Regions from separate parts of the Homo sapiens genome. Here regions 2, 3, 4 and 5 are each linked to region 1. The links are chromatin contacts, found by Hi-C or POLR2A ChIA-PET in ENCODE. All regions are on one chromosome and are shown on one strand. Each heading gives the region's core, a stretch centred on a gene start or an enhancer-like site at or near the end of the contact. The rest is flanking DNA. Distances are from core to core; before and after follow the strand shown. Region 1 holds the start of DCAF8 (DDB1 and CUL4 associated factor 8). Region 2 holds the start of USF1 (upstream transcription factor 1). Region 3 holds the start of ARHGAP30 (Rho GTPase activating protein 30). Region 4 holds the start of LY9 (lymphocyte antigen 9). Region 5 holds the start of F11R (F11 receptor).

Region 1 (5,889 bases), core at 1,009-3,508:
AATAACCAGAGTGAACATCTTCAATTATAAATCAGATCATGCCACTCTTCTACTCAAAACCCTCCATGGCTTCCTAGCATTCTTAGGATAAAATTCAAAGTCCTTTCTTTGGTCCATAAGTCCGTAAGTGATCTGGCTCCCATCTTGTTTCTCCAAACTAAGTTCCTATCTATTCTTTTGCCACAGTGGCTTCCTTGCCAAGCACACTCAAGCTGCAGGGTCTTTACCTTGTTGTTTCTTCTGCTTGAAATATTCTTTCCCAAGTATGTATAGCTTATTGTCTCACTTCAAACCTTTATTTAGATGTCACCTCAGCAGAGGGGCCTTCTCTGAATCCCCTATGTAAAAGAGCACACCCATCCAGGTAACCCATTTTTATTCTGCTTTATTTTCCTTTACAGTACTCTTTATAACTTTATTATCTGTGTGTCTCTCCCCTCCTCCTATGCTCCCAACCCTTGCACTAATAAGTTCCATGAATGCAAGAATCTTGGTTCTATTCACTGTTGCAGCCCCAGCACATAGAACAGGGCCTTCCAGAGCAGGAATTCAATAGTTGTTGACTGAATGAATGAAAGAATGAATAGGACGGTGGGGCATTAAATAGCTACTTTGTGCTGTAGCCCTCTTCTAGGTGTTGAGATTACAAAGATGATAAAAACACAGTCCTTGCCCTCAAGAATTTATATTCTAGTAGTATAGCTGGATCACAAACATAATTTTAGATTAAATGTTATAGGTAAAAAATGTTATTAAAAAAACAGTGCAGAGTAAGGGGATAGAGGAGGATGACATGAGGTTCCATTTTAGTTACAATAGTCAAGAGCTGCCTGTGTTAGGAAGTAGGATTTCAATAGACACCTCAAGTCTAGTAAATATCTAGTAGATGGACATTCCAAGAAAAGGAAAAAAACCCTAGGGCTGGGACATGCTTTGACTGGAGTGACAGTAAGGCTAGTGAGGCTAGAGCAGAGCTAGGCAGTGTGGGAGGAGATGAATCAGATAAATAGGCAGGTGCTAGATCAGATCATGTAGGGTCCTCCTTAGAGGCAATTCATTTTTTGATGGCCTCTAAGGCTATCATACTTTTGACTTTTATTATGTGATGGGAATTGGAGGTTTTGAGCAGGGTGGGGACTGGGGAAATAATACGACATTACTTTTTTTTTGAGACGGAGTCTCATTCCATTGCCCAGCCTGGAGTGCAGTGGTGCGATCTCAGCTCACTGCAACCTCCGCCTCCGGGTTCAAGCAATTCTCCTGCCTCAGCCTCCCAAGTAGCTGGGATTGCAGGCGCGCTCCACCATGCCGGGTAATTTTTTTTTTTTTTTGTATTTTTCGTAGAGACGGGTTTCACCATGTTGGCCTGGTTTCAAACGAGTTTCGAACTCCTGACCTCAAGTGATCCGCCCACATCCGCCTCCCAAAGTGCTAGGATTACAGGCATGAGCCACCGCGCCCGGCCAGACCTTACATTTTTAAAAAGCACTCTGGCTGCCTTATGTTTAACTGTAATGGCAATAATGGAAGTAGACAAACGAGGTAAGTTTCTATTGCGGTAGTCTTAAGTAATATGTAATGACTTGGAATAGGAGAGTAGCGGTAGGGGAGGTGAGAAAGGGTCAGATTTTTGCACCCTGGGCTTCTGGTAAGAAAAAAAAAAAAAATACCCCAGCCTGGCAGCTGGGAGTAATCCTCTGCAGGGTTACTGTAGGTGTCATAACGAAACAGAGTACAAAAGTCACCCCACATCACCCGGCCCACTCTTGGGAACCTTTACCCACACCACCTCTCTTCAGAAAAGAGCTTCTGGAATAGCTACACCTCAAGCTACTGAGCCCCTTCTTTAAAAATACGTAAATGGGGACTCTCAGGGGAAAATGGGCCTCGATAGTATAGAAACCACTTAAGGAAACAAAGCCCTGAAAGGAAACGGGGATTTTCAGAAGAAATCCTTGTGGCAATCATTGCTCGTTCCAGTGTTCAAAAACGGCAAAACTGGCCATCATCCAGGAAGTGGCCTGCCAATCCGCTGGAAATTTAGTTTATTTCTATCACAACTCTGGGTAGCCCCTAACTCGCATTTGTTTAGAGTATCACAAGATAAGCAAGCCCGAAGAAACTACAAAAACAACTTTGCCTCTTCGGTAATGCGCAGGCGCCTCTCGCTCTGTTTTCCGTTGGCCTTAAGCCCCGCCCCTTGTGCGTCCTTCGAGGAGGGTTGCGAGCCGTGAGCTCGCGCGACCACTCTTCCCTCAGTCTTCTCGAGCACATCGTCGCAAACGGGGCCGGAAAGCGTGGCAGCGCAGGCGCAAGCGCAGAGAGCGGAGGCGGTGGTGGTGGCGGCCGCTGGCCAGTGTAAGATGGCGGCGGCGTTGGTGGTGGCAGTGGACGGGGCGGCTGGGCCTGGAACAGTCGGAGCAGCCGCTAGCAGAAGGATGACCCAAGACGGGAAGCGGGCTGCTGAGCCTCGCCGATTCCCGTGCTTGTAACTGCCCCAGCCGGACACCCCCCCTCCCTTGACCTACCCGGTCTGTGTCTCGTTCCGGCTCGGCCTGCGCCCCCCCTCGCTTCCCAGCCGGTTTCCCCTAAGGATGGGCCTGACCCGTATCCCAAGCTCTTAGCGCTCAGGTCTTTTCCTTCCGCCGACCCGAAGTCATCGCTGGGAGTACTGGTTGCCCTTTCCTCAGGTCAGCCCTGGTGTTGCCCCCAAGAGCCAGCCGCACAGTTCACAGGGACGCCTTGCTTCGTTGGGTGACCCATGTGTGCGCTCCTATTTCTCCCCTTAGATTGAGGGACACGGCTCGCCCTGCGTCTCCCCGTCACCTCAGGGCCACCGCGCAATGTGTCCCCCTCCCCCATCCCAAGTTCCCAGGCCCAGCACCTTGTACGGAAGGCGGAGGTCCAAGAATTCCGGAGTCGGTTGTTGTCTTGTGGTCTTGTACCCTTTGTAATATAATTATCTTAGTTTACCTCCTCTAACTCCCAAATCTTTTAGGATATCTTAGAACGGTCCCATTTGGTCCCTGTTAGTTGGAAAGCATCTGGTGGCTTGAATTTCTGACTCATGATTGTTACTGGAGTCTCTGTAAACAAACCGGCACTAGCGCTATCACATTCTCTCCGGGATTTCCCCCCCTGCTCTGTGGCTTCTTGTTGAGAGGTTGTTTGGTTATGGTTTAGCGTTGAAAAGATTCAGGTTATCCTTTTAAATGACTTTACGTTTTAGTGGAGCTGGGAGATTACTTGCCTGGCTTCTAATCTTCATGTTGGTTCATTTTATTTCCATATGTGTGTGGGTTATTTGTTCAGTAATTAGAATTAGATAAAGTATTCTGCTTTTAAGTAGTTTTGAGAAGGCCTAAAAATACTAAAGTGTATTCATAAATATTTTTATTATGTTCAGTAGAAGACACACCTTTGCCATGTAAATTTTAACTTTTCTCAGTCCTTCAGTGAATCTACAGACCTATTTTCTCAGGAGCTCAGCCTGGCCTTACTTCAGTGATAAAAGGAGGAAAGGTGAGTGGGAGTTGGAGGCATTAAAATTCTTGAGTTCAAGACAGACTGCGCTGATGCTCAACTGCTGACCACTAAAGTCATAAAATTCCTACCAGTTTCCCAAAGAGCTTGAGTGTTGTTCTTGGCTTTGTTCCAGCTCTGGTTGAATTACTTTTACAAGTTTAATTGTCTGTGGGCTTCTTGTCTTTCTGTCCTAAACTATTGCTGTGTATCTCCAAATGACTTAAGCCTAGAAGTGAATGTGTGCCCCCTGCCCCATGTCTTCTTTTCTTCTTTATTCATTTTCCTTGTATTTTGTCTTTGTGTCGATCATATTTTTTACGTTGTTAAAAACTGGAACTTAGTTTGCCTGAGTTCTGTTCATCCTGTTGTCAAATCAGGTCTCTTCCCCTCTCACAGCTTCGGGTTGTCATCCCTTGGTATTTAGAGGAGAATATTTAGCTGCTTGTGACTAAAAGCTGGGGAGTGATGAGTGATGCTGCCTTTAGTTGGTGTCTGAGTCCAGTCTATTTCAGAATTCCGACTTTTTAGGATATAGTGGGAAATTTTTTGTAAAAAAAAAAAAAAAATAGTGGCTGCTCTTTCTTTTGTAGCTGGTCTGAAGAATTCTTGGTTAGCAGAAGAAACATCCTGGGCATTCAGCAGCATGGGTTGGTGCCAAAAAGGGAGTCAGAACATACTTATAAATGCAGTTTTCGTGAGGCTTTCAGGTTTCTGGTAGCAGAGACTAGAGGCTCATGGCATGTGACAGAAAAGCTAAGTGACTGGAAGGTAGGCCTGGCCAATTCCTAATATCTTTATGATTTGTAGTAGGAAAATATTGAGTGACACTGGTGAGTTTTATTCCATCTGATGACTGAATTAGAAAATGCTCATCATGGACTGGAATAAAATTATTAGTGATGGTGTATATGTGTATCAGTAAGATATAAAGAGAAAAGTACAGTCTTTAGAGATTGGACAGACTTTTAATTTAATTTTAAGGTTTAAATACTAGACTAATATTTCTTAGCCATGTGACCTTGAGCAAGTTACTTAAACTTCTCTGACTCTTAATTTCCACAACTCTAAAAGTGTGATAATACCACTTACCTCCCAGGGTCATTGTTAGTATTATAGGGAATCTATTTAAAGCTCTTAGTAATCTAAGAACACGTGGTACACACTCAAAAAATGTTGTTTTTTGGTTTTTTTTTTTTGCACATCATTGATACAGCTTTGAATAAGTTATACGTTAATTTATGCTTCTTTTACATTTTGCCTTAGAACACATTTTTCTGGTTAATTTTCCCAACTGATTTTTAATTGGTCAGCTTAGACGTGTCCTTTGTAAGTGCCCACCTAGAGTTGTCTTCTGAACATGAAACCCTTGGTGGGGGTTCATAACCAGAGGACAGAGAATATTAGATATTGGTGTATGTATATTTCAAAATGTATTCTTAAACATCAGTAAATTTTTTTGTTCATTGGTTCCTTCATCTTGGACTCTCTGTTAGCACACCTGATCAGAGTTGGCCGTGTTGTAATTCTTTCCCTCTCTGCTGCAATGTTGTTTACTTCTACTGCAACTATTCTTTATACTTTCCTTTTTTGCCATGAAGGGAATACATTTTTTCCTTCTTGTTGGGCTATACAGTGATCCTCATCAACAAATTATCAAAGAACTGTATGAGGAAAAGGTCTCTTTTTTTAAAAGTGAATCAGGGCTGGGGAGTTAGGAATGAAGAGGTTTTTTTTGTTTGTTTGTTTGTTTTTTGACGAGTCTTGCTCTGTCACCAGGCTGGGGTGCTGTGGCGCGATCTCAGCCCACTGCAACCTCCGACTCCCTGGTTCAAGCGATTCTCCTGCCTCAACCTCCCGAGTAGCTGGGATTACAGGCATGCGCCACCATGCCCAGCTAATTTTTGTATTTTTAGTAGAGGAGGGGTTTCACCATGTTGGCCAGGGTGGTCTCAATCTCCTGACCTTGTGATCTGCCCGCCTCAGCCTCCCAAAGTGCTAGGATTACAGGTGTGAACCACCATGCCCGGCCAAAGAGTTCTTTTTTCAGCTCCACAGCTGGACCGTCTTAATAATATGACAGCACAGATGAAGAGTTTTAAACCTTTTGTTGGCTTTTCTTTCGTATCTTTTTGGCAAGGGCACATGAAAATTAAGTACTGATAATATCACAATGAAAGCAGCTGTGTCATTCAGACCAGTGACCATTTTAGGTTTGATGAACTTTTCATTACCATCATCCAGGGTCTAAATTCTCCATTGTAAGGTAAGGATTCTCCAGGGTGGTGGTGAGGTGGGTTGAGATTGCATTTGTATCATTTGTGTTTTTATGAACTCTGAAGATCCATGTCGGGTGAAGGAAAGGAT
Region 2 (5,875 bases), core at 527-3,026, 780 kb before region 1:
AAACACAGGCTAACCCTGGGAAAGGTGAAGGACTGTGATTAGGACCACAGCCCTGGGCAAAGGGGACCAGCAAGTTGTCTTGAATCTCCAGGGTTCCTGACTAGCTGTCTCCTCTGCAGCATGAGCAGCTGTAGTGCCCAACTCTATAGGCTTTGGCCCTCCAGCTTCTCTCTTTGACTGTGGGAGGCACTGCCTTGGTTGGTTTACCTGAACTTGTCTCCGACACAAAGCACTTATCTCTTAGGAGATTCCCAAGAAAGTCAACAAGATCTTGTTCCCAGGGAGTGGGTCATTGGCCAAAGGGAACATAAGGTAGGCAGAAAACTTAAAAGAGTTTGTTAAAGTGAAGACTGGAGAAATTCCTCCCTTCCTCTGAGCTGTGAATCTCTCTTCATGAAAGCCAAAGGTAGAGACAGGGAGGACAGGGCCAGGTTAGGGCCTTCCACACACAAACACTTCTAGAGTTGCCCATTCCTGTTATGTTCTTGGACCCTAAGATACCTCCTGTCCCTTTTAAATCCAGATTAAGAGAAACGTCCAGGAAGAGCTCTTTGAAGCCCTCAATATTTGTTGGAGGGACTGGACTCCTCTCCAGCTCCCCACCCTCTGCCTCCAGTCACCATGTGCAAGAGAGGTCCTGTACAGATCTCTCTGGGCTCTCCTTTCTCCTTTGGAATAACTTGTTCCTATTTCAGGAAAGGGAAATGGTGTCACTCAGGCCCTGGGACTGCTTCTCCAGCCAGGCTGGGGCCACAGGTCCCACTCTAGTGAAGGTCAATGTCTCAGAATAAAAGCTGTATTTTTACACATAGTGTGGAGTCTCATTATTCTTATTAAAGTCTTTGGTGATAGGTATTATATCTTCACATATTTGGCAAAACATTCTTTTTCTTCTTCTTGTTTGGGTGCTCTTCCTCAGTTGTTGTCATGGAGACTAGTGGCCAGAAACTAGAGCTAGGTTCATGGTGGTCAGGAAATAAGGAAGAGAAACTTATATTTACATAATGCGTTCATTATGTGCCAGGAACTGGACTAAGTATCCTGTGCTCACAAAATCTATGTCCTTGATTTTATTTAATCCACACAATTCTGGAAGGTTGGTGCTAGTATCTCCAGTTTATAGATGAGGAAACTAAGGCTCAATTAAGTCAAAATGTTTGCCAAAGGTCTCAGAGGTAAGAAGTGGCAGAGATGGGTTTGAAACCTGGATCTGCCTGGCCCCCAAGCTTGAATTTTTCCCATTATACCACACTACTCCAAATCCATTCAGGGTAGGTCTTGATTGAGAAGAATGGGAATCAAGATTCCTGTCACAGAAGGTGTGAGCCTTTAGAACACTAGAAGCTTTGGGGTCTTTGGATGAGTGACTGCTGACGCGAATAACAAGGAACATATCCAATTCTATGCATGCCCCGATAGGTCGTAATCTCTAGCAGGTAACCTTTCAAAAAGACGCCCTGCGCCAAGATGGCCTCCCAAATAGCCCTTGTTAAAGATGGCGCCTCCGTCGGACGTCCCTCCCTTGATCTCAGCTGGATTCTCTTCTTTCCTGGAATGAAAAAATGCCCTGCCAAGCACTAAGATATTAGTACAAGTTAGTCGTCTCTTTCCCGTTCTTGTCGAAAGTGGCCAGGCCTTCAGCTACATTCTCCAGGACACGGCTTCTTTCCGGCTTCACAAATAACCCACAAACACCAACTCTCATCAAGATGGAGTGAGCGGAAGTGGGGCAGTTCTGAGTTTGAGTTTATGGGCGGGGCGAGAGCGACACTTCCGCCCCTCACCAACATGGCCGCGGGCTGGAAGTGCGCATGAGCAGCTGTCTATGGAGATACCTAGGCCGGGAGAGGGAGAACACAGTTGGAGAAAATCGGCAGCTGAGACGGCCTTGGCCGGTGAGTGTAGGACCGGGCAGAAGTCTGGAAACTGGGTGGACTGGCAAGGCAGGGCAGCTTTGATTTTGTTTCCGTTTTTCAAGTTAGAGAACACTGCTGGGGAGGAAGCCTTTGTTTTGGGGGAGGGGGCTGTGCTGGTTCTTTATCTCATACCCTGCTTTGTGGGCCAAACTCTCTCCCTTCCCCAGAGCGCGAGCGTCCCAGCCCTCCTGCGCTGTCCAGCTGCGCGCCGCAGCCGCCGGCACCGGGCGCTTGAGCTCCCTAGTCCCCGAGGCCCTTTCCTGCCTCCTCCGCGGAGCAGCTGGGGCGCGGGGCTAAGACTGCGGGGCTGCGGGGTCACGGCGCAGGCTCCCGGGCTCGCGCCTGGCGGGCGCTCAGCTCCGTAAGCGCCTTCTGGTTGGTGAGCCTGCAGGGAGACGCCTCATTCTAAGGCAAGGTCTAGGTGCCTGACTTCTTTCGGGAGTTGATTTTTTTTCCCTTTGTGTCCAGACTTAGCAAGGGCTCTTACTGGGCCCTTCTGGCCTGAGCGTGCACACCACAACGTCCCATCCCTGTTTCCGTGTCACCGATCCCTAATGCCTAGGAAATGCTTCCGGATGTCCAACTAAGATTTGAATAAGTACCCTGACCCCGTTGCTGGGTGTCCTCAGAGACTGCCCCGGCTGACAGCTGTGGCCAATAGAGATGCCTCCTGTGCCGGGCCCTCTATTTCATTGCCTTCCCCTGCAGTCAGCGCGGCAAGCTTCGCAGGGCATTTCCTCTTCAGGTTTGAAGATGGAAATGTAGGTGGTCCCAAAACACTAGTGCTACTTCCCCTTATCGACTGGGATCTCCTTGCAGCGTTACTTCGTCTGTACGGTTTCACTTTCAGTTCCTTTTTCAACATTTTCCTCGGACGCGGTCTTTCCGAGGCTTATCCATTGAAAATTTTCCTTGGATAGGAAAGGTTTGGAGGACCTTATGGGTAGAGAATTTCCAAAAATCTTGCCCCTTTTGTGTTGGGATTATCTTATTGCTTTGTACTGTGTAGCTGTTTCTTTCTGGAGGCATGTCTGCCCAGCTCTTTGTTTTTCCTGCCCTCTGGCTGGGTGTCAGGGTCCTAAGGCAGAGCTTGTAGGTGGATTCTTCCCCCTTTGTCTCTTCTTCAGAACCCTGTTTTTTTTTTTTTTACCCCTTCTTGCTCAGGCTTAGTTGATTTGGAGTTGTCATAGCAACATTTTAGCAACAGTGTTGTTCTGCAGGAAGGCTTGATGAATAAAATAGAGAATGCTTGAAGAGGATCCACTTGGGCTTTAGGGTTTCTAACAGATTATATAAATCTGGATACCCCAAAACAAGAGTCCTGTCAGTAGAATGGGGCCCAAATGCCAAGTCTAGTCTTTGTGGTCAGGGATATTCTTCCAGTGGTAGTGGGCTTCAGATTTCCTCTTCCTAGGTTTGAAAACAGAAATGTCTTGATGGACAACATGTGGCTGAGAAACTGGAAGAAGCATCAGTGTCCATGACACTGTATTTTTTGATGGTGGGGCCAATACATGGCCCTTCCTGATTCCCATGAAGCTGCCATCATGGCAGGTCATAATAGCTTTAATGATCCATTTAGAGATGTGTTGTTGGCTGGGTGCGGTGGCTCATGCCTGTAATCCAAGCACTTTGGGAGGCCGAGGCAGGCGGATCACCTGAGGTCAGGAGTTCCAGACCAGCCTGGCCAATATGGTAAAACCCCATCTCTACTGAAAATACAAAAATTAGCTGGGCGTGGTGGTGGGCACCTATAATCCCAGCTATTCAGGAGGCTGAGGCAGGAGAATCACTTGAACCCAGGAGATGGAGGTTGTAAGCCGAGATTGTGCCACTGCACTCCAGCCTGGGTGACAGAGCAAGATTCTGTCTCAGAAAAAAAAAAAAAAAAAAGAAAGAAATGTGTTGTTTCGGCCAGGTGCAGTGGCTCACACCTGTAATCCCAGCACTTTGGGAGGCTGCCGAGGTGGACAGATCATGCTCTCAGGAGTTCGAGACCAGCCGGGCCAACATGGTGAAACCCCGTCTCTACTAAAAATACAAAAATTAGCCAGGCGTGGTGGTGTGCACCTGTAATCCCAGCTACTCCGGAGGCTGAGGCAGGAGAATCACTTGAACCTGGGAGGCAGAGGTTGCAGTGAGCTGAGATCGCGCCACTGCACTCCAGCCTGGGTGACAGAGAGAGACTCTGTCTCAAAAAAAAAAAAAAAAAAAAAGTGTTGTTTCTGTCTTCCAGTATAATTATCCACTCTCCACCAGGAGTTGGAGTGATAATGGAGGGATGGGGAACACTATTTGTAGCCTTGCTTTTTCAATCACTGTAGGCCAGTCCTCAACATCAGTATGGTGGAGGCTGATTGTCCCCTGCAGATGACTGGGTTATTTTCCTGGCTATGTGTTCATGGAACCTAAGTTCTAGAACCAGAGATACTGTTCTGTTTCCTAAACTCATTGCAAACTTCATGATTTCTACCAGGACTTAGCACTCAGGCCTGTGAATCAGGAGATACAAAGACCTCCAAAAAAGGACCAGTTCCTCGGATGTGCCCCCTCACAGAGAGATGAAGGGGTGAGTGAAGAAGAGGTAGGGTCTGGGATGAAAGATGGGTGGCCTGGAAGAATGCAAAATGACCAAGAGCACTGCCTCTGGAGTCAGGCAGACCTGGATTCAGGTTCTACTCTATCACTTACTGTGTGATTTGGTTTCTCTATCTATAAAATGGAAGTAGTGCTATCTATCTCGTGGTGCTGTTTTTAGTACTAAATAAGATTACATGTAATGTACTTAGCTTAGTGCTTATGTACATAGTAAACAGTAAACACTAGTTGTTATTCTAACCTAACCCAGCTTCTGTTGGGAATGCCAATGAGTTTGCAGCCATATGTTACTGGGCCAGTGAGCTTCTCATTGACTTCTTCTCATACTCTTCCTTTTGTCCTTTCACCACAAACAGGCAGCAGAAAACAGCTGAAACGGAAGAGGGGACAGTGCAGATTCAGGAAGGTGAGTGCTAGAAACAGAACCAAGACTAAGAACCCATCATGGCCTCCCTTCCTTCCCCACCAGACCATCTCCTGTGCATCCTCCTCCTTCCGTGACATGCAAATGGAACGGGGGTAGAAAGGCAGTTAACTCACAGACTTTTCCTTTGTTCTTTTAATTCAGGTGCAGTGGCTACTGGGGAAGACCCAACCAGTGTGGCTATTGCCAGCATCCAGTCAGCTGCCACCTTCCCTGACCCCAACGTCAAGTACGTCTTCCGAACTGAGAATGGGGGCCAGGTAAGGGAGGGGGCCAGGTGGCTGCAGGTGTTATCTGGGGTTGGGATTGAGGGAGGTAATTGAACATGTCTTGGGGAGACCTGGCTTGGAGGATGAGTTGAAAGAGTGGACTGTTGCAGGGGAGGGAGGTGCTAATACTGGAGTAGAGACTGGTGTGAGGTTAGATGTATGCTGAAACCTCTGTGTGGGGAAAGAAGGGAGAATGGCTGAATCCATGTCTCTGAAGGACTTTGTTTTGGGGCCCTATCCAAGGGAAGCTTTATGAGGGGCCCTAGGATTCCCAACACTTAATCTTTTCTTCTCTCTTCACTCCCTCTGCCTTCCTCTACACTTCTAGGTGATGTACAGGGTGATCCAGGTGTCTGAGGGGCAGCTGGATGGCCAAACTGAGGGAACTGGCGCCATCAGTGGCTACCCTGCCACTCAATCCATGACCCAGGTACAGGGTATGGGCTGGGGAGGTCACTAGAGTTCTGAGAAGTAAGATGAAGAAGGGAATCAGTAGGATGGGGGTGAAGCTAGGAACAGTGAGGCATCTAAGGCTGCCTTGTCCCAAAGCACTAGGCTCTCCTTTTCTGGATGTTTCTCTCTCTCTCTCTCTCTCTCTCCACCCTACCTACCACCCCAACGGATAGAAGCTGCAGAGTGGTGTAGTGGGAAGAAGTTTTTGACTGTTA
Region 3 (5,524 bases), core at 76-2,575, 810 kb before region 1:
GCCAGAATACCTAGATTTAGTACCCAAACTCTTCTTAGTCTGAAATCTGCTGGATTTCTGGCCTAAGGGAGAGGCTCCCATCCTTCGTTCCCCAGCCAGCCTAGGACTTCGAATGTGGAGCCTGAAGATCTAAGATCCTAACATGTACATTTTATGTAAATATGTGCATATTTGTACATAAAATGATATTCTGTTTTTAAATAAACAGACAAAACTTGTTCTGTCTGGCTCCTGTCTTGCCCCTTGAACTGTGTAAGCTCTGAGTCACATACTCTCTGTCTCGGTACCATCCTTCCTGTAGTCCCAAGTAGGGGAAGACTTAGGATGCCTGTAGCTGGGAGGGAAGGGAAAGAATTGGCCTCCACAAGGCCTTTGGCCATCTCTGAGAGTCCCCTGGTAGGAAAGTGAAGCTAAGAACCCTTTCGAGGATGGCCAGTACCTTAGTTTGCAAAGTGTTTTAAATTCCTTTTTTTTTTTTTTTTGAGATGAAGTCTCACTTTGTCACCCAGGCTGGAGTGCAGTGGCACTATCTCAGCTCACTGCAACCTCCGACTCCCAGGTTCAAGCGATTCTCTCACCTCAGCCTCCCGTATAGCTGGGATTACAGGCACCCGTCACCATGCTCAGTTAGTTTTTGTATTTTTAGTAGAGACAGGGTTTCACCATGTTGGCCAAGCTGGTCTCGAACTCCTGACCTCAGGTGATTCACCCGCCTCAGCCTCCCAAAGTGCTGGGATTACAGGCGTGAGCCACTGCGCCCAGCCTGAATTCCTTATTGTACTGGAGACTCAACAACAGCTATGTGAAATAGGCAGCAGTGTACCCTTTTTTACAGGTAAAGAAACTGAAACTCAAGTTAAATGAGTTTTACAGACTCTTAGAGGTGGGAGGATTTAAAGGTCCTCTAGTCTGCTCCCTTCATTTTCCTAGGTTTGGAAACTGAGGCTCAGTGAAGTAATGCGATTTGACTGAGGTGCTAGATCCATCAGAGGCAGAACCCAGGCATCCTCCCTTGTGAGTGTGCTTTTTACAGCCCTGTGTCAACTTGCTCCCAGGCAAGCCCCAGGTCTCTACCTTGGACCCAAGAATTCTGGTCTCTAAGGGAGTTGGTCACCTGCTCACACCACAGACGCCATCACCCCACCCCAGGGCTCTGACATCACCTCCCCTGACCAATGAATGAAGTCCAAGCAAAGGGTGAGGATGTGAATGTCAGCTACCTCCCCCACCCTAGGCCCTGTGGTTGCAAAGATGCTCTAACAGGAAGTGGGTTAAGGAGCTGCACTGCTTCCTGCCCCCTAAAGCTGAGCGGGGCGAGGAGGGCGAGTGCCAGGCTGGGCCACGAGACACAGGACACAATTTCTTGCCAGGGTCCTGGTAGCTTCCTCTTCAACAGCCACTTCCGTGTGGCCGGGGCCCCAGGGGCAGGAGCTGCTGCCCGTTGCCCAGGCCACCCTCCACCCCCAATTGGGAGCCCTGCCCCCCTGGGGCCGGGCCAAGCCCAGCAGCTGGCTGGGATCCCATGGGGGACTGGTAGGGCACAGGTCTTGGGGGATAGAGGTGACCGGGCCAGTGCCCTGGGGCTCTGGCCATGAAGTCTCGGCAGAAAGGAAAGAAGAAGGGCAGCGCAAAGGAGCGGGTTTTTGGGTGCGACTTGCAGGAGCACCTGCAGCACTCAGGCCAGGAGGGTAAGGAGGCCGGCTCAGCTTCTGCAGGGTGGGTGGGGAGGCACTGGGCATCTGCAGCCCGATCCAGCCTGAAGGGCAGAAGCAGTTTCCGGTGCTCCTGGGGAAGGGGCAGTGGCCTGGGGTCACCATTCAAGAGAACTGTAAGTGGGCAAGACAGGAAATGTGGCTCAGTGAAGAAGGCAGGGCGGCTCCCTTGTGTAACTTTCTGGGGATGGGGTGGCTGAGGGGATGAGAATGTGAGTACCCAGGTAGCAGTGAGGGGGAGGATGGAGAGACTGGAAACCGAGGAGGAGTGGATGAAACAGCGGGCAGGTGACTGGGAACAGGAGAGGGAGGGTGAGGCGACAGGGTCAGGAGAGGAGTGGCTGAAGGGGAAATGATTATCCTTAGGTCTGAATGAAAGGAGACAGGGAAATGGCCCCAGAAGGGTCTCAAGATGGCCCTTGAGGCGGGTGGTTTCCTGGCTGGAGAACACCCAAGGACAAGGTCATGGGCTCTGTTCCCACTGCAGCCTTGCTGGGCCGCAGGGGATGATGTCGGGCTGGAAACAACCTCTGCCCCTAGTCTTTGTGATTCTCTTGTTGTCCCTGTGCAAAAGAGAAACAGGTTCAAAGTGGGGGGCAAGGGGAGAAGCTGCTGAAATGGGGAAGAATGAAAGAGAGGGTGTGAGGCCTGGCTTGAAGCTGGAGGTGGAGGGTGCAAAGGAGGGTGGGTGTGGAGCTGTCTGTGGAGCTCACCCAGCTCCCTCCCTGGGTTACCTTAGAGTGGGCTTTGAAGCCAGAAGGACCAGGGACAATATCAGGTTCACAACGGGGCCTGGCATGGAGCAGCCACTCAAAATCATTTCTTGATTCAATTTGAAATTGAACCCAGGCACCCTGGCTGCCCAGCCCAGCTTGTTTTTGGCACTTCAAGCTCCTCCTAGAGAAAGGCATAATTCTTTCCCCACTCCACCCCATTCCACCCCACCCCAATCTGTCATTTCCTCTTTGTCCCCTCCTCTGCTCTGGGCTGTGGTGCTTGCAGCGGAGGGAGGGTGATGGTGGTTCCCAGATCATTTCCTGCTCTTAGCCCCGCCCCTGCGTCCCCAGACACCTCCTTCCCCTTTTCTCCTCCAGTGAGAGGACCCCTATCCCCATTGCCCTTGGTTAAGGGAAAGCCCAGACCCCAAGGAAGAGTGTTAAACAGCTGAAGCGAGCTTATTTGAGCCTTCCTCTTCTCACTGGGCAGAGTGGAGGTGGCACAGCCATCAGTGCAGGGCTTACTCCTTTCTAAGGGACTCCTCTCAAGAGCTATGATTCTTAGCCAAGGATTATGAGATTTAATTGGGGATGATGTGCTCCTCCCAGCTCAATGCAAACCCTCAGTTCAGCCTTTCCTGGTACTGCCCTTTTTTGTGGTCCACCAACCAATTTTATCTTGAAACACTGAACCCACAGCCAGCCCAGACCCTGCTCCTATAACCCTCCCGGCCTCTTCCTGGATTCCTAGCAGGGAAGGGGCACACTCTCTAGAGGGGACAGACAGATCTGATTGCTGAATCCTGATCCTAGGTGAATCCGAGAGCAGGAGACCAGAACCTCACAGAACCCAAGGGTGGGTTGATCTTGGGCACCAGAGTAGCAGTGGTGGCTCCTTCCCTATCCCTCAGGTCTTCCTGGTACAGAGAGGTGGAAAGTGGAAGGAAGGACAGAGAGAGGCTGGTGATGGTTCCTCTCTTTAATCCAACATCCACAAAAAAATGAGAGCAGAGAGATCTTTGTTTTCGCTTAATTTATCCTCCCTGATCACGTTGGTCTCCCCCATCCCCACAGCCTTGCTCCATCTCAGCCCTCTCTCCAGCTCTTTGCCCCCACATGGGTCTCTTCCTTCCTTAAGCCCTGTATATACTGAATTCTTTCTTTTCCTAATCTTTGATAGATTGTTCAGGTTTCTTTCTTTCTTTCTTTCTTTCTTTTTTGAGATGGAGTCTTGCTCTGTCCCAGGCTGGAGTGTAGTGGGGTGATCTCGGCTCACTGCAACCTCTGCCTCCCAGGTTCAAGCAGTTCTCCTGCCTCAGCCTCCAGAGTAGCTGGGATTACAGGCAGGCACCACCACACCCAGCTAATTTTTGTATTTTTAGTAGAGACAGGGTTTCACCATGTTGGCCAGGCTGGTCTCGAACACTGACCTCATGATCCACCCGCCTCGGCCTCCCAAAGTGCTGGGATTACAGGCGTGAGCCACCGCACCTGGCCGATTGTTCAGGTTTCTAATTCTCAGGTCCCTAAGCTTTTGGCCTTCCTCCCTGACCCTACTCTTATTTCCTCGATGTCTCCATCCCTTTGACTTCATCGCTCCAATCCTGTCTGTAGGTTTTATCTCTGATCTCATCTCTCTGATCTCTATCTCCCTAACTCCCCCATCTCTGTGACCCTGTTGTCTCTTCCCCCATCTCCTTGACCCAGTTCTTCTATGGCTGTGACTCCTTAGGCTTTTGAGTGTCCCCTTTAAAGGACTCTGGAGGTTCAAAATCAGCAGAGAAGGATAGGATAGAGAAGACCTGGTTTGTATGCTGCTCATGTGACAAAAACCTGGTGGTTTAGGTGACAGCAGACTATTTATGAGTCAAAAGAGTTGGCTTAGCATTAGGCACCCGAGAGTACAGCAGCAGCTCAGACAAGGAGGGGCCTGCCCTATCTCTGCATTCAATGCTGGGAACCTGAGGTCAGTGGGATCCTAGAAAATGGGAGTAGGTACTGAAACGATGGATGGTGAACTGTAGGACTGAGACTAAGACGAGGCAAGAGACATGACTAGGGTGCAAAATTTAAGGAAGCACTCACTTTCAGTGTCGTACAATTGCCCTAGGTGCCTTTTTTTTTTTTTTTTTTTTTTTTTTTTGAGATGCAGTCTTGCTCTGTCACCCAGGCTGGAGTGCAGCACAACCATCTTGGCTTACTGCAACCTCGACCTCCAGGGTTCAAGCAATTCTCCCTGCCTCAGCCTCTCGAGTAGCTGGGACTACAGGCACCACCACGCCTGGCTAATTTTTGTACTTTTTAGTGGAGACGGGGTTTTGCCATGTTGGCCAGGCTAGTCTTGAACTCCTGAGCTCAGGTGATCCACTCGCCTCGGCCTCCCAAAGTGCTGGGATTACAGGTGTGAGCCACCACACCAGGCCCCTAGATGCCTCATTCTCAAGGAGGTACTCAAGACCGTGCATGGGCATGGTTGGCATCTCCATGGCCCTGAGAATAAGTGCTTCCTTAAATTTTGCACACTAGATGCTTCCCTAATCCCACCCAACTCCTGGCTGTGGTGTGCAGGAGGATGAAGGGTCTGAAAGCCAGGTCGTATGAGGAGAGTTGAAAGATTTTGGTTGGCTGAGCATGGTGGCTCACGCCTGTAATCCCAGCACTTTGGGAGGCCAAGGCGGGTGGATCACTTGAGGTCAGGAGTTTGAGGCCAGCCTGGCCAACATGGTGAGATTCCGTCTCTACTAAAAATACAAAAATTAGCTGGACATGGTGGTGTGCGCCTGTAGTCCCAGCTACTCGGGAGGCTGAGGCTTCAGTGAGCCAAGACTGCACCACTGCACTCCAGCCTGGGCAACAAAGTGAGACTCTGTCTCAAATAAATAAATAAATAAATAAATAAATAAATAAATAAATAAATAAGGGGCCGGGTGCAGTGGCTCACGCCTGTAATCCCAACACTTTGGGAAGCCAAGGTGGGTGGATCACCTGAGGTCGGGAGTTTGAGACCAGCCTGACCAACATGGAGAAACTCTGTCTCTACTAGAAATATAAAAATTAGCCGGGCAGAGTGGTGGGTGCCTGTAATCCTAGCTACTT
Region 4 (5,545 bases), core at 2,475-4,974, 530 kb before region 1:
GCGAAAGCAAGAGCATTTTTGGGACCAATCCAGATGACGTTCTCAATCTCTGTGTCTACTGAGATGTTTAGGGGGAGAGTCACGGAACCCCCTAGGATCCCTGACACCACTGTTGGGGCTGAGTCCTTTCCAGAGGCTCTTAGTCCTGCAGAGATAGAAGAGGGACTTGGAGGAGCAGCTAGACTCCTTGAGCTAGCCTTCTTTCTTTCACTCTGTGAATATACATTGGGCATAAATGTCAGATGCTGAGAAATGAAATGAGATTCTTGTCCTCCTTCTTCTAGGTCAATTGCCTAGCACAGTCATTAATTCCTCCATTCCCCAAACACTGTCTCCCTTAAAAGCAGCCACAACAATCTGTGAAACAGATCTTCTGGGTTTCTGTTCCAGTAGAGGAATTAGCCTTGTGACTTTGGGTACATTTCTGAATTTTTCAGTGAATCTTATCTAAAAGATTGAAATGCTCATACCTGCACCATTTTCTTCAAGGGATATGGTAAAAATGAAATGAAAGCAGGTTGCTGCAAATTGTGAAGAGCCAATGAAGTAAAAAGGAGCATATTTTTAAAAATATGGGTGGGTAGAGGGATGGTTAGATGGGCAGGCGAGTGATAAAGCAAGCAAAGTAAAACGTTTGTGTTAGAATCTAGGTAGTAGGCCTATGAATGTTCAGGGTAAATGCTCCAACTTTTCTGAATGTTTGAGAACTCTCATAGCAGTGTCGGGAACTAAAGGAGCTTCTCCTACCTCTACCTCACCCTTATTGTCCATGGCATCTCAGATTGACTTTGGTTTGGCCAGGTTTGGGGGTGGGAATAGCTGGTGGTACTAATACAGTTCCTGATTTCCTCATCTTAGGCAAGATCATATTCCTGATAAACATTGTTACCAAGGCATCTAGGAAGCTGGTATTTGGCCAAGGCAGTTAATTTTCTTGTAGGGACCCTGTGGGTGTCTTCTGGGTGACCCTAGCTTGGATTCCCAGATTCCAGGGCTTCCGAGGCTCTGGAGAGCACTTTTGAAATTCTAGACCAAAACAGATGGGTTTGGGACCCAGACTCCACCAGGAATTCTGGGTGGGAAAATAAGTAGAAAATGTTAGAGACAAAAAAGGAGCATAAGCATAGCCTGGAGGGGCGGAAGAAAGCTGAAGCAAGCTCTGAAAACCCAGAGGATACAGAATATGCAGACACTGGAAGGAGAGAGGCTGCTTGGTGCAGGTCATGGGGGTTCTCTGCTTAGACCTCCATCAGCCAAGCACTTGCACCTTGTGGAGAGGCAGCTATGGAGCATGCAGGGCTAGGGATCCTGGACATGAGAAGGTTGGGTCAGGTGGATTCTTTAGGCAGATTCAGGCTGAGTTGATGTGAGGTTGGTTTGAGGTTTTCTAAAAGAGAGCTCTTCCCATCTGGAAGAGACTGCTTACGATTGCTATGTGTGCATTAGGTACTTTATGTAAATTATCTCATTTAATTCTCATAACTATACTATAATTAGCCCCTTTTTACAGATGAGGAGCTGAAATTTAGAGAATTTAATCCACTTCCCTGAGATTACAGGGTTGATCAGTCACAGAGTCCAGATCCTATGTCCATGATGCCCCTGGAGTAGGGAGGCCAGGAGTACTGCCCATCTGTATCCTGGAAGCCCAGGAGCTGCTGGGTCTTGACTGGGTGCATATGACTCGTTTTGACTTCAAATTTTCTTACATCAGACAAAAACCATAAACAAAAGCCTCACAGACTCTCAGTGGAGGGGGCAGGATGTGGGCCTCACAGGGCAAATCTTGTTGCAGAAGACAGTGCAATGCAGCTCCCAGTACAATGACAGGTCCCCAGTACCAGTCATTTTATTTTGAATTGCACCGTAGGACAAATAATAAAAGAGCATTCAAAGATTGCAAAACTGAATTTGACTCACCTGTCTCTTAATAGTTTCCAAAGAATGCACGTAACAGTAATTATAATAATAACAATCATAGCTTCTGCCAACTATGTGCCACTATACGTGTGTGTGTGTGTGTGTGTGTGTGTGTATAGATCATCTACAATCTGTAAGAGTGTTGCATGATGCATCCTACTAACTATATTTTACACTTAAGAAATAGAGGCCCTCATCACTAATAAATGATGGAGCAATGATTTAATTTCAGATGTTCCTGATACTAAAGTGAGAGGGGTCTTTTCACTCGACTGCCTTTTAAGTTCCTGAAATGACTCTTTGGAGATACAAAAGCATCATCCTTTCAGACCAAAAGAGTGAGATTTGAGGTCATCCTAATCAGTGGAGCCAGACCAATGGAGATGCCTCTTTGCTCTGAACTGTTTGAAATTCACTGCATTGATCATTTGCGGCTTGGATGACCTTGAATGTAGCTTATTTCAGGTTTGCTCAACACAATCAAGGAACACCCCAAAGGTTGGAGGTAAACATAAACAGCCTTGCTGCTTTCTGTGTGTTTTGATGAGCCAAGATAAAATTGAAAGTGAAAAGAGGTCAGACTGGACCTCAGCTCTGAGGTCTAGGCTCCTCGTTCACCCATATCTGCATCTAGGAGTGTTTCTAAAGCTCCCTTCAGGCACCAACTGCCAACCCCCACTGCTCTCAGATCTCTAGTGCTACCTGCACCATCATCCCTGAAGCCCTGGAGAAAGCGGGAGCACAGAAGGACAGTAGCTGCCACAGTCCCAGGTGGCTGAGATCCTCTCTGGGGTACTGGATTGGCTCTATCTGCTGGACAGTGGGGTTCCGGGCCATGCAGCGGAGAGATGTTTCCCAGGAGTTGGGCCTTGATAGGGAGGAATAAGGTTGAGGAGAAAAGGATATCCAGATAAACGCCACCTTGCCCATGGTCACCTAACCGCGTCCAGGTCCCCAGTGAAACCTCAGTAATAAAGCCAGCATATATGATAACCAAGGCAGGATACATAGAAAGAAGCTCCAGAAGTTCTCTCCATCCCTAGGAAATTGCTAGGTGGCTTCTCATCAGGGGATTTTCCTGGATCCCTCTGTGGGTTTTATCCACACCATACAGGGAACAAACTCATTATATACTTGGCATTTCTTAGGAAAATGTGAGGGCAAGAGAAATGTAGTTTGAGCCCAGAGCTATTTGAGACCGGGGCTAGAATGTTACCCCCTTCATAGTGCACGAATATGCACACATGCAAAGTAATTTCTGGCAAGGAGATGAGTTTCCCGATTTTACCAACAAGAACTGGGCTCACGCCTGTAATCCCAGCACTTCAGGTGGCTGAGCTGGGCAGATCACGAGGTCAAGAGATCGAGACCACCGTGGCCAACATAGTGAAACCCTGCCCCTACTAAAAATACAAAGATTAGCTGGGTGTGTTGGCATGCACCTGTAATCCCAGCTACTCAAGAGGCTGAGGTAGGAGAATCGCTTGAACCCAGGAGGTGGAGGTTGCAGTGAGCCGAGATTGCGCCACTTCACTCCAGCCTGGCAACAGAGTGAGACTCCGTTAAAAAAAACAAAAAACAAAAAAAAGAATCTCCCAGGCAGGGAATGCAACTGGCCTCAGAAGAACCGCAGTAGCAAGAAGTGGTGGCCATAAAGTGGACTTACCCATGAGCAGGAAGAGGAGAGAGGTCTGTAGAACAGAAGAGAATATTTGCAGCTGACTCCTCTGTGGCTTACTGGAGAAAGGCCCAGGAGCCCAGTCATCTGTGTGACTCTTTGGTGCCACCATGATGATCTATTTTCAGAACTGAGACTGAAGGAGGATGCACTTACCACAGCTTCCGCACGTGTCACAGCTTCTGCATGTGTATATGAGTGTGTGTGTGCATGTGTATGTGTATGTGTGTGTGTCTCAGAGGGAGGGTTGTTTATACAAAACACCACAGACTCCTCCCATCTGCGCAGGCAGGTAGAGGTCCCAAGTCTATTCAGGGCCTCATTTGTGACTGATGTGGAGCATCACTTGCTTTGACATCAAGGGACTTGGGTTCTAAATTTGGCTCCTAAAGGTGACTGCTAAAGATCTGTACCTCCTGGCATTCATGCCTCTGTGTAATCACCTCTTCTTTAGTGTGGCCTGGATTTAGTGACTTGCTTCAAGTGAATAGAATGTGGCAGAGATGTGGGATGGGTCACTTCTGAGATTAGGTTACAAAAAAGCTGTGACTTCCATCTTGGGTTAGCATGTGTGTGCATATGCGCTCTCTCTTTCTCTTGCCCTCTCTCCCTCTCTGTCTTTCCCACTATCTCTGTCTCCCTACCTTACACTGAGGGGAGCCAGGTATTGTTTTGTGAGATACTTTAGGGAGAGGGTTCCAAAACAAAGAACAGAGGGAGGCCCCCAGCCAACAATCGGCGAGGAGCTGATTCCTCTGGCCAACTGTCCATGAGGACTGAGGCTAGCCAAGAATCACATGAGTGAGACTGGAAGTGGATCCTCCCCAGGAGGTCCTTGAAATGACTGCAGCCCTGGCTGACACCGTGATGTTAGTTGTGTGAGTACCTTAAGCCAGAGGCACCCAGCTAAGCCATGCCCAGATTCCTTATCAAGAGAAACTGTGAGATAATAAATGTTTGGTTTTTAAATTTTTTTTCAATTTTTTATTTTTCATCAAAAATGCTTATTGTTTTTAGCTGTGAAGTTTGGGGCAATTTGTTACACAGCAACAGATAACTAATACAGTGACCCAATACATTTTCTATTTTGCTCAAGGCAGTTTGTGCTAGCTTTCTGTCACATGCAATGAAGGACTTTTAATATGGACAAAGGCATCAGGGAGACTGCAATGGGGGTGGACATCGTATGTGACAGCGTAGAGGTGACTGAGTTGAAAAGGTAGGCTGGAGAATGGCATGATTCCCTATATCCTGACTTGGGAAACTGTCTTTTTCTCCTCCTTCTTCTTGTCAGTAGCGTAATAGCTGGCCATGCTATGGTTTGTGTTTCGGGCTTCAGGTCATTTGTTTACTTAGGCTGTAACATTAAGGGGACTTGGCAGGAAAACTTGAGGCTGGCAGAATGTGTAGTTTTAGCTAATATTCGATGAAAGCTTACAGAGTGCTAGTCCATCTTCTGACACTTTAACATATTCACTCATTTGATCTTACAATAGTTTTATGAGATATCTTTTATCATCCCCATTCTATAAATGAGAAAACTGAGGTGGAGAGGGGTTAAATAGCTTACTATAAGTTTTATAGTTAGTAAGGACTTGAACCCAGGAAGTCTGGGTTCAAAGGAAGAAGGGAGAGAGAGAGAGAAACCATTAAGATAACAGGCTTATGTCCATGGAAAGCATCTTTAGAGGCTGGTCATGATCTGATGTTGCACAATATTGAAAGTGACAGAATCTCGAAAATCTTTAAATTTTGTGCACTAGGAGCGTGTCTTGTTTCACTCTAGCCTTGGTCCTGTGACTAGAACATGGGCTGTCTAGAGGGGATTGCAGGACATACGGTCAGGAGAGGTTACCAGAGCCCAGATAAAGCATCCTGTTACCAAGCTAAAGGCAACAAGAATCCAGTAGGAGTAGGAAGCTTCCTGGAGCTGCAGAGTGGAGGGAG
Region 5 (5,513 bases), core at 497-2,996, 760 kb before region 1:
CCAGCTGTCAGTGTATATACCTTTCTCCAAGACTTTAAATTTCTTTCTTTTCTTTTCTTTTTTTTTTGAGACGGAGTTTCGCTCTTGATGCCCAGCAGGCTGGAGTGCAATGGCGCGATTTCAGCTCACTGCAACCTCCTCCTCCCAGGTACAAGCGATTTTCCTGTCTCAGCCTCCCAAGTAGCTCAGATTACAGGCATGTGCCACCACGCCCGGCTAATTTTTTTTGTATTTAGTAGAGACAGGGTTTCACCACGTTAGTCAGACTGACCTCAGGTGATCCACCCACCTCGGCCTCCCAAAGTGCTGGGATTATAGGCGTGTGCCACGCACCCGGCCAAGACTATTAAGCACCCAGTAGGTGGTTTAAATTGAATGGAACCAGAAGCAGAACTTTGGCCAAAGAGATGGGGACAAAGGAATGAGAGCAAAGGTGAAAAAGGCAAAATGTCAAACAATATCATTCTTTTGGATAAAAATGTGGTCTTTTCCCTTGCAATGAGGTAATGCTAAGGAAGTTTTTTCCCCACAGTCTGCATATGCTTAGTACAGTTAAAATTAAATCATCGTAAAATAGAAACTACAACTAGCAAAGGTGTTGAGCATGAATTTCAATTAAAAATGATGTAGCAATATAAATATTAACAGAAAGTTTGAGTATCAACATTGTCTATAGAAAAAAGGTGGCTTAGTCAGCACACAACTATTAGTCACAGTGAGAAAACAAACAATTCTGAAATGTAGGGACCTGTTCACAGATCAAATATGTGTAAAGGACATATCCAGTCACCCAGAGATGTTTCTAGAGCATGTTCAGCTCAGTTTGTATCATCTGGGTGTGTTTTGTGTACATCTGTTTAACTTTCTTCTTGAGATAACGTAATTCTGCTCTTCCCAAGTTGTGTTGTTGTGGGTTTTTAAATTTTTGTTGTTGTTGTTTGTTTTTTGAGACAGGGTCTGGCTCTGTCGCCCAGGCTGTAGTTCAGTGGCGCGATCTAGGCTCACTGCAACCTCCGCCTCCGGGCTCAAGCCATCCTCCCACCTCAGCCTCCCAAGTAGCTGGGACTATACTGCCCAGGCTCCCATTTTCCAGTTGAGTGCTCCCTTTCCCTTTTTTTTCCCCTTTCTTCCTCCCAGCGTAGCTCATCTCTCAAAGCCGGTGGGGTGGACAGAGGAACAGTTTGGAGGTGGTGCCAAAGTAACATTCCATTTCTCTCCGGGTCTTCTCCCCTACCCTCCCATATTAATATTTGTTTTTTACTTGCCAAGAGGCAGGACCAAAGTTTCTGCAGGACCAAACTGCAGGTGCAGTTGCACCAAGCAACTTACATTCAAACAAACACAAAACCCCAAGCCAAGCCGGTCTCCGTAAATCCCACACCACGACTGCCTTTCCTACTTCCTCCTTAGAGGTACTTCTCAGCCCTCTAGCTCCAACTGAGAACCCAGCCAGTCAGGAAGTCGCTACTTCGGGAACACCAACCAATCAGGGGGCCGTCACCTGCTGAAGGTGCGGAATTCGTCTCCTGACGCGACAGTCTCCTGGGCCAATCTGAGGCAGCTCCTGTGGGGAAAGGCGCCAGTGCGCCGAGGCGGGGAGTGGCGGCGGGGTAACACCTGGCCGAGGTGACTCGTTCTGAAGAGCAGCGGTTCCTTACACCAATCGGAACGTGCAGGGGTGGGGAGCTGGCCAATCAGGCGCGGAGGGCGGGGCCGGGCGGGGTTCCACCTGGCGGCTGGCTCTCAGTCCCCTCGCTGTAGTCGCGGAGCTGTGTCTGTTCCCAGGAGTCCTTCGGCGGCTGTTGTGTCGGGAGCCTGATCGCGATGGGGACAAAGGCGCAAGTCGAGAGGAAACTGTTGTGCCTCTTCATATTGGCGATCCTGTTGTGTAAGTTCCCAGAGTTTCGGGAGGAATCGGTTGGTCGGGTCAGAGGTTGGAGGAAGGCTCTCCCCACGCCCCTAGCCCGCGGGAGGGGAGGAGCTCAGAAACCTTCCTATATCGTTCTGCGAATTATCTTTTCCACCCCTGGCTGGTCCCTCTTTCACCACTCTCACAGCTGGGTGAGTGGCTGGCTCCCCTCCCCCACACTGGTGAGTTGTGACCGCACCCCTCACGGCCACCAGGAGGGAGCTGACCCATCTGCACACACCAGAGGTACACTCCTCGTCCTCACTGGAGAGGGCCGTCGGGCCAAGGACCCTTCCACACTCATCTACCCAGCGCGCGCTCCACACGCACCTGGGAAGGGCCAGCCTGCCCCTCCAACGGCCACCCAGCATCCACGAACCCCGCTGCGCAGCCGGGAGCCTTGGCTCCTTTAACGGTCTTCGAAGAAAATCAAATGGAGGTGGTCTGGGGTGGAAGTCTCTTCCCCTAGCTTTTGCTGAAGGAGTCTCTGGCTCTTCTGAATCTTTGAATTGCGGCGGTTGCTCTGGGAAAATGTCTGGGTGCACAGTCTAAAGAGGAAATGCAATAGAAACCTGAAATTTCTCTAAGCGCAGCAGAGGTTCCAGCGAAGTTCCTTTATGGAATAACTACCTCAGGAGTCCTTAATACGTGTTGTTGATTGAGTGACTCTTCCCAGGGGGAGAGTGTATCTGTTGGTTGGCTGGATTCTCATCAGAGCCAGAGCTCTGCCCTCCCTCTGGCTGTGTATGAGAGTTTTTGTTTCCTTTGTAAACTCCCTTTCCTGAGGAACAATGAGGCTCACTTGCTAGGGCATGCCTCTGTCTCTAGATGTGTTTGTGTGGGGCTGAGCGTTTAGTCGGTTGGTTTGTGCGTTAGTCAACCTGTGGCAGTACCTGTGTGTTTATCTGATTCTTGAGTGTGCGTGTCGTTGTGTGAGTAGTTGTGTCAGTATGTGTTCTACATGAGTCTCCCCCCACCCCCAAGGTTCTTGTTTTAGAAAGTGTTAAATGAATGATTACAATCAGTTTGGTGTATGTAGATTCCCTGCCCTTAGATGGATTGACTGCTCATTTCTACCTTATCACAACATAAACCCTTGGGAGAGATTGGACCAGAGGCATATATCATCCTCTTTCTATTTTACTGATAAGGAAACAAGTCCAAAAGGGGAAATGACTTCAATGACAATAGAGTTAGGGGTGGAACCTGGGAATGGAACCAAACCCTCTTGACTTGCTTTTCCTTTTTCCATTCTTTGATCCAGCATCTCAGGCACCCTATAGCACAAGAACTGTTTGGGATACTGCTTCAGAATCTACTGTCTTACTTACCTTTAAACTTACTTTCCCACTAGCTTCTTCATTCATGTCTCCCTCTTTTTTTTTTTTTTTTTTTGAGTTAGAGTTTCGCTTGTTGCCCAGGCTCGAGTGCAATGGTGCCATCTTGGCCCACCGCAACCTCCGCCTTCCGGGTTTAAGCGATTCTCCTGCCTCAGCCTCCCGAGTAGCTGGAATTACAGGCATGCACCATCACGCCCGGCTAATTTTTTGTTTTTAGTAGAGATGGGGTTTCACCATGTTGGTCGGGCTGGTCTTGAATTCCTGCTCTCAGGTGATCCACCCGCCTCGGCCTCCCAACGTGCTGGGATTACAGGTGTGAGCCACCGCGGCTGGCCATGTCTTCCTTTTTTTCTACTCTTTGAGTTCCCTTTTCTTTAATTTCCCTTTTTTCCCTACCCCTTGCCTATTTTACTTCTGCCTGTATTTTAGAACTGCTAGTGACACCCATAGTCAATTTTTGGTTATGTGGTTCTGGTACTAAAGGTTTTTCCAACCTTTGTACTGTGCCAGTATTTTTCCCCTAAGCCCAGAAGTTTCTTCTGTGTGAGTGACTGTATTTGTAACAGTGTTTGTCTGTGACAGTATTTGTCAGGCTTAAAAGCTTCCTGGAGCTGCTTACTCCCTATCCTTTGCCACTGCTTCCTTTCTTTTTTCTCCCTCTAATTTCCTATATTATTTATGATAATCCTAAAATAATCATATACTGGCACTGGAAGGTCATGATAACACCATTTTGAGCTTGGAGGTGTCTTCAGGGAACCAAGCCACAGTAGTGCAGAGGGAACCTGAGATGATGTCGCATTAGCCTGTTAGGACAGTGGGTCCTGGGAAGTGACTTGTCCAGGGGATGGAGGAACTGACCTTGTAACTTTTAAATCAGGCTAGATCTGGGGTTGGGTTGGGGGAGGGGAGTGATTTGGTTAGTGCAAATGAGGATGGAAATGGGAGCTGGGCCACCATACCTGCATTCTAGCTTGGCTTTCTCTCTGCCTTGTTTGTGATCTTAGGCAGTAGCTCAGTCTTTTCATCTGTAAAATAGCAGTAATACTTGTCCCACCTTTGTCAGGAGGATCAACCAGCATAATAGTTACATTACATATACATGAAGGGATTATTTTTGGGCAGCTGTTATCCCCTGTGGATTTTGTGAGGATGGAAGAATGCCAGAATGCTGTCCCTAGCTGAGTAGGTAAAAAAGGAAGCAGGGAGATCCCAAATGGCTAGAGTCAGAAATCAAAAAGCAGGAGCTTTTTCTTGGGTGTCTAGCTTGTCCACTGTCCCTGAGAGGCGTGGATAGGTTGCCCATATGTTCTCCCTGTTCTTCATTGTGGGCTCTGCTGTCAGGGAGGAAGTAGAAAAGGCAAGATAGGACTGACAAGTCAGGCAAAGGCCTGGCCCCAGCTTGGGGAACCTAATGGAGGGGAAACCCTGACCCTGTGGGGCAGAGATCCAGAGGGTAGACACTGGGAGAGCTGGACTTGGGAAAAGTAAAACTGATGACCCAGAGTACTAGCCTCCCTTTCCCTAGGGAACCTGTCCCTTAGAAAAGGTTCAGCTGTCTACCAGGTAGGGAGAGACACAGTAGAGGTGAGTGTGGATAGGTCAACTTACAGTGTAACCACAGGGGAGAGAGGGAAACCTGGGTTGGAATGCTGGCATTTGCTCCCCTGCCCTTCCTTGAGTGTGGTATCATCACTGAAGAGTTCCGCGTGGGCAGGGCAGAACTGCTGCCCTGCTTCTGGGTCATTCTCTGAGTCCCAGTGTTTACTATTGATGTTTCTGACTCAAGCCCTTCTAGCTTTGCCCTTTCAGGGGCAGGCATACCTCAAAACCGTAGACTGGTGTGAAGGTGTGGGTTGCCCCTCCACACCTGTGGGTGTTTCTCGTAAGGTGGAACGAGACTTGGAAAAGAAAAAGACACAGAGACAAACTATAGAGAAAGAAATAAGGAGACCCGGGGAACCAGCGTTCAGCACATGGAGGATCCCGCCAGCCTCTGAGTTCCCTTAGTATTTATTGATCATTCGTGGGTGTTTCTCTGAGAGGGGGATGTGTCAGGGTCACAAGACAATTGTGGGGAGAGGGTCAGTAGACAAACACGTGAACAAAGGTCTTTGCATCATAGACAAGGTAAAGAATCAAGTGCTGTGCTTTTAGATATGCATACACATAAACATCTCAATGCTTTACAAAGCAATATTGCTGCCCGCATGTCCCACCTCCAGCCTTAAGGCGGTTTTTCCCTATCTCAGTAGATGGAACGT

What was found. A loop is a pair of places that touch in the nucleus more often than their neighbours do. ChIA-PET counts read pairs that join two places held with the same protein, here RNA polymerase II (POLR2A). Pooled maps may share reads with other maps.
Region 2: a loop to region 1 is called in a map of CD8-positive, alpha-beta T cell, with 38 times the contacts of the local background. The contact joins the promoter of USF1 here to the promoter of DCAF8 in region 1. A Hi-C loop is called at or near these places in 3 of 168 maps with a recorded cell type or tissue (CD8-positive, alpha-beta T cell and naive thymus-derived CD4-positive, alpha-beta T cell), 3 of 37 single-sample maps with no recorded cell type and 11 of 50 pooled maps. POLR2A ChIA-PET finds 5 or more read pairs at or near these places in 3 of 52 experiments (CD4-positive, alpha-beta T cell, HepG2 and T-cell).
Region 3: a pooled map shows a loop between it and region 1 (9-fold over the local background). The contact joins the promoter of ARHGAP30 here to the promoter of DCAF8 in region 1. A Hi-C loop is called at or near these places in 7 of 50 pooled maps. POLR2A ChIA-PET finds 5 or more read pairs at or near these places in 3 of 52 experiments (CD4-positive, alpha-beta T cell, activated CD4-positive, alpha-beta memory T cell and activated naive CD4-positive, alpha-beta T cell).
Region 4: a pooled map shows a loop between it and region 1 (14-fold over the local background). The contact joins the promoter of LY9 here to the promoter of DCAF8 in region 1. A Hi-C loop is called at or near these places in 2 of 37 single-sample maps with no recorded cell type and 9 of 50 pooled maps.
Region 5: a pooled map shows a loop between it and region 1 (7-fold over the local background). The contact joins the promoter of F11R here to the promoter of DCAF8 in region 1. A Hi-C loop is called at or near these places in 6 of 50 pooled maps. POLR2A ChIA-PET finds 5 or more read pairs at or near these places in 3 of 52 experiments (MCF 10A, T-cell and activated naive CD8-positive, alpha-beta T cell).

Annotation. Positions count from the first base shown.
Region 1 is chr1:160,258,918-160,264,806 of GRCh38, reverse strand. DCAF8 (DDB1 and CUL4 associated factor 8) reads left to right here and starts at 2,258. Exons shown (of 14, transcript NM_015726.4): 1 at 2,258-2,358; 2 at 3,449-3,522. It overlaps DCAF8-DT (DCAF8 divergent transcript), which reads right to left and starts at 3,058. Exons shown (of 2, transcript NR_147618.1): 1 at 2,885-3,058; 2 at 2,029-2,406. RefSeq lists enhancers at 2,174-2,443, 3,074-3,203, 2,375-3,323.
Region 2 is chr1:161,041,878-161,047,752 of GRCh38, reverse strand. USF1 (upstream transcription factor 1) reads left to right here and starts at 1,776. Exons shown (of 11, transcript NM_007122.5): 1 at 1,776-1,895; 2 at 4,393-4,485; 3 at 4,871-4,920; 4 at 5,083-5,198; 5 at 5,536-5,637. The coding sequence starts at 4,478. It overlaps ARHGAP30 (Rho GTPase activating protein 30), which reads left to right. Exons shown (of 12, transcript NM_001025598.2): 12 at 1-807. The coding sequence ends at 38. RefSeq lists enhancers at 926-1,806, 1,417-1,896, 1,009-2,208, 1,807-2,687, 2,747-2,976 and 1 more.
Region 3 is chr1:161,065,692-161,071,215 of GRCh38, reverse strand. ARHGAP30 (Rho GTPase activating protein 30) reads left to right here and starts at 1,325. Exons shown (of 12, transcript NM_001025598.2): 1 at 1,325-1,688. The coding sequence starts at 1,592. NECTIN4 (nectin cell adhesion molecule 4) reads left to right here. Exons shown (of 9, transcript NM_030916.3): 9 at 1-218. RefSeq lists a silencer at 1,440-1,589 and an enhancer at 1,486-2,032.
Region 4 is chr1:160,794,353-160,799,897 of GRCh38, reverse strand. LY9 (lymphocyte antigen 9) reads right to left here and starts at 3,724. Exons shown (of 10, transcript NM_002348.4): 1 at 3,587-3,724; 2 at 1-145. The coding sequence starts at 3,710.
Region 5 is chr1:161,017,385-161,022,897 of GRCh38, reverse strand. F11R (F11 receptor) reads left to right here and starts at 1,746. Exons shown (of 10, transcript NM_016946.6): 1 at 1,746-1,888. The coding sequence starts at 1,825. RefSeq lists enhancers at 1,016-1,613, 1,766-2,015, 2,316-2,365, 2,376-2,505.